Regions from separate parts of the Homo sapiens genome. Here region 1 is linked to region 2. A link is an interaction called in ENCODE POLR2A ChIA-PET data of the cell type or tissue named here. Cell type or tissue: PC-9. All regions are shown on one strand. Links, peaks and the distances in the headings refer to the core of each region. The heading gives the core; the rest is flanking DNA.

Evidence for each region. Peaks named below come from ENCODE experiments on the same cell type or tissue, not always from the same donor. Only the 100,000 strongest peaks of a DNase experiment are listed, where the experiment ranks them.
Region 1: POLR2A ChIA-PET joins it to region 2 with 10 read pairs; 3 of 35 experiments call an interaction of 5 or more read pairs at or near these places.

What each region holds. Positions count from the first base shown.
Region 1 is chr6:138,015,342-138,019,748 of GRCh38, reverse strand. LOC105378021 (a long non-coding RNA gene) reads left to right here. Exons shown (of 3, transcript XR_943062.2): 3 at 4,077-4,203. Among named protein-coding and RNA genes, the nearest start is that of SIMALR, 72 kb to the right of the region's middle. In PC-9, for the core only: no CTCF peak of the experiment used is centred there; no DNase peak of the experiment used is centred there.
Region 2 is chr6:137,679,063-137,683,469 of GRCh38, reverse strand. No RefSeq gene overlaps it. Among named protein-coding and RNA genes, the nearest start is that of LINC03004, 16 kb to the right of the region's middle. RefSeq lists an enhancer at 1,278-2,477. In PC-9, for the core only: no CTCF peak of the experiment used is centred there; a DNase peak (open chromatin) is centred at 2,319; H3K27ac peaks cover 2,524 bases.

The DNA.
Region 1 (4,407 bases), core at 287-4,286, 340 kb before region 2:
TCACTCCTTCCTTTTCCCTGCCATCACCACAACTCTGCTTTCGACCCTTGATTCCTTTCGCTTGTCCAGATTTCTTAACTGATCATATGGCCTTCAGTGTCTACACATGCCAATTCCTTTCTCCCCATTTTGCCAGAAAAATCTTAATATACAGAACTAATGATCTCCTTCCACTCAAGGCTGTTTATCAAGGCTTTCTAAAGTGAGGCTCTAATCTCTCTCTCCAGCATCCACATACACATGCCTTAGGCTTTAGACTGGTGGATCTCAACTGTGGTACACAAGAGGTTCATGTGAGTAGCTTTTGAAAAACACTGATTCCCTGGCCCAGTGAATCAGATCTCTGGATGTGGGGCCCAGGAAATTGATACTTAAAAAAAATTTCCTATTTAATAATAATGTCTGACCAGGACTGAGACCCATTGCTCTAGCCAGGTGGTCACATACTGTAGTGTGCATCAGAATCCCCTGGAGGGGTATAGACATGCAGGCTGTAGGACCCCAGCACCTGGGCTTCCAATTCATGAGAACTCAGGTGAGACATGATACTTTTCCTTTCTTTTTTTATTTAATTGTGACATAATTCACATACCATAATGGTAACCCTCTCAAAAGGTACAATTTAGTAGTTTGTAGTATATTTACAAGGTTCTGCAACTATTACCACTATCTAATGCTAGAATATTTTCATCACCCTAAAAGACACCCATAGTAGCCACTTCCCATATCTCCCTGTCCCCAGCCCCCAGAAGCCACTAATCTACTGTTTCTCTCTATATATTAACCTATTCTGACATTTCATATAAAATGAATTACATAATATGTGGTCCTTTGTGTCTGGCTTCTTTCACTTACTACTATGTTTTCAAATTTCATTCATATTGTAACATGTATCATTATTTCATTCCTTTGTATAGTTGGATCATATTTCACTGTATGGATATATCACATTTTATTTATCCATTCATCAGTTGATGGACAGTTGGGTTGCTACTACTTTCTGACTATTATGAATAATGCTATTATAAAGATTCATGCACAAGTTTTTACATGGGCATAGGTTTTCATCTCTCTTGAAATACATGCCTAAGGGTGCAGTTACTGGGTCAGATGTTGAAACCTGAGAATTTGCATTTCTAACAAGTTCTCAGGTGATGCTGAAGTAGATGCTCTGGGAATCACACTCTGAAAACCACTACTACCCCCAAACTGGACTACTGACCCTGCCCTCAAATACCATGCATTTTTTACATCTGTGCTTTGTTGGTCAGTTGGCTTGAAGTGCTTTCCTTCTCATCTCCACCTTGTGACATCCTATTCATTTTTTAGGCCCATCCCCAAGGCTACCTTCACCATGAAGTCTATGCAACCATTATCTGTGTGTGTATTGTTCATGTTCCCTTGACTGAATTGTAAGCTCCTATGTGCACTGTTGTGTTTGAATCACTTTTATGTGAGAGCCCTGGCCAGGCACGGTGGCTCATGCCTGTAATCCCAGCACTTTGGGAAGCCAAGGCAGGTGGATCACGAGGTCAAGAGATGGAGACAATCCTGGCCAACATGTTGAAACCCTGTCTCCACTAAAACTCCAAAAATTAGCTGGGTGTGGTGGCATGTGCCTGTAGTCCCAGCTACTTGGGAGGCTGAGGCAGGAGAATTGCTTGAATCTGGGAGGCAGAGGTTGCAGTGAGTTGAGATTGTGCCACCGCACTCCAGTCTGGCAACAGAGCGAGACTGCATCTCAAAAGAAAGAAAGCCCTGAAGCCTAGCAGAATGTTTGTTGTTGGCACTCATTAATCATATATGTTCAGTTGAACGGAATTCCAGGTCTGTTGACTTTGTAGTCTAACGAGATGACCCTAAAACATGTGACTTTACATTTTTCCATTTTTTAAAAATCGGGTAAATCCCAACAATTTTGTACCTCGATTTTTTTTTTTTTTTACAAGTTCCGCCCTAGCTTGTCTCATGATCAGGAACCAGAAGGTCAAATGACAAAGATCCCTTAAGTTTCTATTATTAAAGGTATTTTTATGACTATTTCTTGGACATCAAAGTTACTGTAATCCTACAGCCTAGGTCTCTGTGGAATGTTGGTTTATGACTGGGAAAGCAAAATTTGCCTTTCAATGGATTACTTCAAACACACCTGCCATTTCAAAGTAGTGTGCAAAATGATAGTGCATACCCACTTATGTGTTTACCTTCCCAGTTCCCCAGGCATCCATGCTGTGAGCTGAATCTTTAAAGTGGCTAGGAATTCCCCTCAGTTAGATCAAAATTCCCCTCAGTTAGAGCCCCCTTGTTGGTGGAAATAGTTCCACTATCCTCTCTTGATGGTACTGGAAAGTCTCCATTGTCACATTTGACCTTCTGGAAAGTCAGGAACCACTCACATTTCCTGTTGCCTAATTTCCTCCTAAGGCACATAGCACTGAAGAAAGGCAGTGTGCTAATTTCACCCTCAACCATCATTGAAGACCTCTTCCAAGTCTTTCACTCCTTTTCTCTGCCTCCAGGAGTCACACTTTCTGCCTGCACAAGGATTCTTGTGAACCTGCTCACTCTAGCCAGCTTCTATCACATCTACCTGTAACAGTCTTTTTCCAATAGTATTTTGTTTATATTTATTAATGAGCTAGGAAAGATAGAATTTCATGCTTGATATGACTGTAGTATATCCTTAAAAGAGAGAAAATGAGGGAACATGTTGCTTTTTAAAAAATTAAGCTAAAAAAAGCTAGGCTGATTAAAATTCTAGAAGCCAACACTTAGAAATGGAGTAGAAAATGGTTTGATAATGACATATCCAAACATAAATAAGGCAGTTTAAAAATCAACCAGTGGGAGTGGGGGAGAAAAAATGGCTGACCTAAGTCACACTGGGAAATGGTGCTTTGACGGGAAACTACAAGACTAAGGACAAAAGGAATTGTACATAAATGTTGTATTCTAGTTGGCAAGGTTGTTTCTCATGAGGGTGTGAGTTAATTCTGAAACTTCTGTACATGTGTACTGCAATTGAACAAACAAAAAATGGATGGCAGATTATGGGAGCCAGGGCTTTTCACTGTTGGAGAGAAAGGTTACAGCTGAGTGAGGAGAAAGGCCACCATGAACCATGTTGGATTAGATCTGGAGACATCAGAATGAACTGATATCTAGCTTAACATAGACACAGATGAATAGATATAGAACTAATTACAGATATGCATATATATGTGGGTTAGTGTGCATGTATTTTCTAGCTCTGTCTGCTGAGAGGGCCTATCCACGACACCCCAGCAACAGCAAGCACACCTAGCATCCAAATTCTGGTTTCTAATGCCGTTCTCCAATATAAGCAACTAGAGTTCTTGGGAGAAATGATGGATCCCAGGGCCAATGGAAAGAATATACAAGATAAGCCTGGAACATCTTGTCATGCCAGAGTGTAAGGCTGTGCTCAAAAAACAAAACAGTGGGGCTACGTCAAACAATGGGGATGTGCCAAAGAGACACAGGAGCCAACCAAAATAGCTCCCAATAGCCAAAGCCGAACAATTTTACCAACAAAATAAATAACAAAATACTGGATTATAAAGTATAAAATCCATGACCATACTGATAAAATACATGAATTAAGAAATAAATGCAGAAGACACAAATGAAAAAAATCAGTCAACTGCAAGTTTCATTCCCATTCGCATATCACCTTGCAATTCCTCTCTTGGCCTCACTCAGTGTCACTCACCTTCCGACTTGTGCTCTCACCCAGTGCTGCCTCCAATACCTTGATCATGTCCCCAGTCTCCTACAACTCTCGAGTTTATCACATGATGATTATCCTACCTCCTTGCCATAGAGAAAACTTGCTCCTTCTTTCCAGGATATGATGCTTCTTTGTGGTCCTCTCTGGTGTGGACTGTGTACTCACCATTACTCCTCTTACCATTAGGCAAGTCAGAATTTTTCTTGTTTTCCATTCCTGCTTCATGCAAAACCAGTTTCCCTTTGTCATTTTCATGTACCAAATATATGAGTTCCCAGCACAGTTACTGACAATATATTTCTTCATTTATCATATTTCTTTCTAGCTTGTCTCACCATCATTATCTCACCAAATCTACTCAGAGGTAAAGAGGACAAGCTCTCACCAAATCTACCCAGAGGAAAAGAAGTCGTTATATGAAAAAGATACTTGCACACACATGTTTACAGCAGCACAATTCGCAATTGCAAAAATATGGAACCAGCCCAAACACCATCAATCAACAAGTGGATAAAGAAATTGTGGTACATATATACCATGGAATACTGCTCAGCCATAAAAAGGAATAAATTAATGGCATTTGCACCAACCTGGATGGTATTGGAGACTATGATTCTAAGTGAAGTAACTCAGGAATGGAAAACCAAACATCATAT
Region 2 (4,407 bases), core at 330-4,329:
GCAACCTACAGAATGGGAGAAAATTGTTGCAATCTACCCATCTGACTAAGGGCTAATATCCAGAATCTACAAAGAACTTAAACAAATTTACAAGAAAAAATCAAACAACCCCCTCAAAAAGTGGACAAAGGATAGGAACGGACACTTTTCAAAAGAAGACGTTTATGCAGCCAACAGACACATGAAAAAATGCTCATCATCACTGGCCATCAGAGAAATGCGAATCAAAACCACAATGAGATACCATCTCACACCAGTTAGAATGGCGATCATTAAAAAGGCAGGAAACAACAGGTGCTGGAGAGGATGTGGAGAAATAGGAACACTTTTACACTGTTAGTAGGACTGTAAACTAGTTCAACCATTGTGGAAGACAGTGTGGCAATTCCTCAAGGATCTAGAACTAGAAATACCATTTGACCCAGCGATCCCATTACTGGGTATATACCCAAAGGATTATAAATCATTTTAATATAAAGACACATGCACACATATGTTTATTGTGGCACTATTCACAAAAGCAAAAACTTGGAACCAACCCAAATTTCCATCAATGATAGACTGGATTAAGAAAATGTGGCACATATACACCATGGAATACTATGCAGCCATAAAAAAGGATGAGTTCGTGTCCTTTGTAGGGACATGGATGAAGCTGGAAACCATTACTCTGAGCAAACTATCACAAGGACAGAAAACTAAATACCGCATGTTCTCACTCATAGGTGGGAATTGAACAATGAGAACACTTGGAAACAGGGCGGGGAACATCACACACAGGGGCCTGTCATGGGGTCGGGGGAGGGGGAAGGGATAGCATTAGGAGAAATACCTAATGTAAATGACAAGATAATGGGTGCAGCAAACCGACATGGCACATGTATACATATGTAACAAACCTGCACATTGTGCACATGTATCCTAGAACTTAAAGTATAACAAATAAATAAATAAATAAAAAGAATTGGGTGTTTTGGTTATCTAGAAGTTCAGTATCTTGCATGATGCTGAACTTTTGCTATTCCAAATTATCTAAGGTCTCCTTTGGCTCCACTAGTGACCCCTGAAACAGTTCCCTCCTTGTAGCACAGCTCAATTGTTAGGAAATTCTCTAGCATTTTAAACTTTTTTCTACCATCCACTTTGCTGGCGCTTCCACCTCACAGCTTCATCCTGCTCATTGAGCCATATACCAAGTCTCACTCTTCTCCTTCATCACCATGGAAAGGCAGCTGTCATAAGCCAAATCCAACCCTCAAGTCTAAACTTGACATCTCTCCAGTTCTGGTAACCATTCTCTAAGTCATATGGTTTCTAGAACCCTCACTGTTTTGCTTGCCCTTCTTGTGAAGCTTTACTTTATAAAAAACAAAAACAAAAACAAAACACTAAGGCCTGGGCTGGGCATTATGGCTCACACCTGTAATCCTAGGACTTTGAGAGTCCAAGGTGGGTGGATCACTTGACCCCAGCAGTTTGAGACCAGCATGGGCAAGATGGCAAAACACTGTCTCTATAAAAAAAAAATAGCCAGGCACGTTGGCATGCATCTGTACTCCCAGCTACTTGGGAGGCTGAGGTGGCAGATCACTTGGGCCAGGAGGTCAAGGCTGCAGTGAGCCGTGATTGCGCCACTGCACTCCAAATTGGGTGACTGGGTGAGACCCTGTCTCAAAGAACTAACAAACAAAAACAACCAACCAACCAAACAAACCTAAGGCCAAAAGAGATAAATTATTTGCTCTAAATCATACAATCAACATCAGAGCTGAAACTTGTATTCCTTATTTGCAATGAATTGACTCACAGTGTAGCAATTTCTTTTTTACCTTGAATGATGCTGTATTATAAATCAACAGGGAAGCCAGAGATGCTATGAGAATACACCAACGGATAAGCAATCAGACCACACAGTTTCTAGGATTTCTCTTTCAAATGAAAACATGACTACTTTTTGAACAAAAGGGTTGAACACATTTGAAGAAAATCAATATTGTCTCTATTTCTTAGGTAATGAAACTGATAGCTTTTGAAGAATATGCTATCTTCCAGAGCTAAGAAATTCAAGGTGGGTAATGAGCATACTAGATTTTTAATGTCTAATACATTTAAGACGGTTATATACATTTCCTTTATACTTGGTAAACTATGTCTCTATCTGAACTTATCTTTTTAAAGAATATATAAACACTATATGTAGTCCTGAGAAGCAGCTTGGTACTGTACTACCTATTTGAGAGTAAAAGACATGTGACGTAGGTTTGTGTTTATTGTAAATGTTGAGATTTATGAATTGCTGAGTCATCCTTACCAAGAATCCTGGAAATTAGCGATCTTGATTTGACTGTGATTTCTCCCTGAGGTCAGTTCTAGGTCATTGTATTCTGAGTCTTTCTGCCACTTAGTCATGATGGGAATTAAAGTTGACCTGGATTTCCCCCATTGACATTGCCACTTGATTAGCTCCGAAATATAGAGATTATGAATCCTGTTTCATTCTAGACTTAAGTAGCAGGAAACTTCTGCTTTTCTTCTCAAACATACTCCTTCAAATTTATAGATGTCAGAAATCTCCATAGAATCACAGGGCAGATGTTTCTGGCGTGTGATTCACTCATAGAGACTAGGTGGGTATCATTATAGAAATTTTCACAGGCTCCCAGGGTACTACAAATTAGAGCCATTTCTTACTAATTTCAATCTATTTGGGTGAAGAGCAGTCAGAATTTTTTAAATCTTTTAATCATATGTTTAGAAAAACTTCTTGCAATAATTTCAAACTTACAAAATTTTTTATACAATACATAAAATATTCATATATCCTTTACCCAGATTTCTAAAATTTTTAACATTTTAACCACAATTTAAAAATCATTGTTTTTCTGTTTGCCCATGTCTGTACTCTTTTATATTTTTTGAATCATTTGAGGGGTAAGCCTTTTACACTTTCTTTTACCTCTTAATATTTTCTAATTATTGCCTAAGACTAAGGACATTCTTTATTCTTTATTTATTTATTTATTTTTGAGACAGAATTTCACTCTGTCACCTAGGCTGGAGTACAGTGCTGTGATCTTGGCTCATTGCAACCTCAGTCTCCCAGGTTCAAGCAATTCTCCTGCCTCAGCCTCCTGAGTAGCTGGGATTACAGGTGTGTGCCACCACGCCCAGATAATTTTTGTATTTTTAGTAGAGATGGGGTTTCACCATGTTGGTCAGGCTGGTCTTGAACTCTTGACCTCATGATCCACCCACCTCGGCCTCACAAAGTGCTGGGATTACAGGCGTGAGCCACTGTGCCCAGCCTGGCATTCTCTTACATAACCATAGTACAGTTATCAAATTCAGGACACTTTGATGCAATAGTTTTATGTATATTTTTTCCAATTATCTCAGTAATGTCCTCTATAACTTTTTTACCCTTTCCAGTCCAGAAGCCAGTACAGGACCATGGATTACATTTAGTTGTCTGTTTCTTTAGTCTCTTTTAACCTAGATCAGTTCCTTAGTCTTTCCTTTGCCTTTCATGGCAAAAGCCAGTAGTTTTATGGAATGTTTCTCCATTTGGGTTTGCTGATGTTTCCTCCCTGGCCACAAAACTACATAAACAATTCTGTGTCCTCCTCAGGTATCCCAGGCATAAAATATCCATCTGCTCCTCATTCATTCATTATATTAATTTTGATCACCTGATCAAACTCTTGTTCATTTTCTTCACTATAGAATTTCTATTTTCTCCCTTGCAACTAGTAAGCAATATGTTGAAAGACACTTTAAGCCCATGCAAATATTCTACTCCTCATCACACTTTTCTTCCTAAACTTGATTCTTGCTCTAATTCAAGTTTGCTATAATGGCTGTAAACTGTTGATATTACATGTTTACCCACTCTCTCCACATTTATTGGTAGGTGTTCTTTTGTTCTATAAGAAATGTCTCTCTCCCTCCCCTTTCCTCTCTCTCTCTCTCCCTTTCCTCTTTCTTCTCTCCCCTCTCTCACTTCTCTCCTCTTTGCCTCTCTTCCTCTCTCCCTTCTTCCCTATTATTAGTATGAATATATAGATTCCAATTTTATCCATGGGTTATACTTCATTTTTCTTATTAATGCTTTTTTTTTTTGAGAAGGAGTTTCATTTTTTCCCCCAGGCTACAGTGCACTGGCACAATCTTGGCTCACTTCAACCTCCACCTTCTGGTTTCAAGTGATTTTCCTGCCTCAGCCTCCTGAATAGCTGGGATTACAGGCGCTTACCACCATACCCAGCTAATTTTTGTATTTTTTAGTAGAGACGGGGTTTCACCACTTTGGCCAGGCTGGTCTCGAACTCCTGACCTTGTGATCTGCCCACCTCAGCCTCCCAAAGTGCTGGGATTACAGGCATGAGCCACCATACTCGGCCTTTGTTA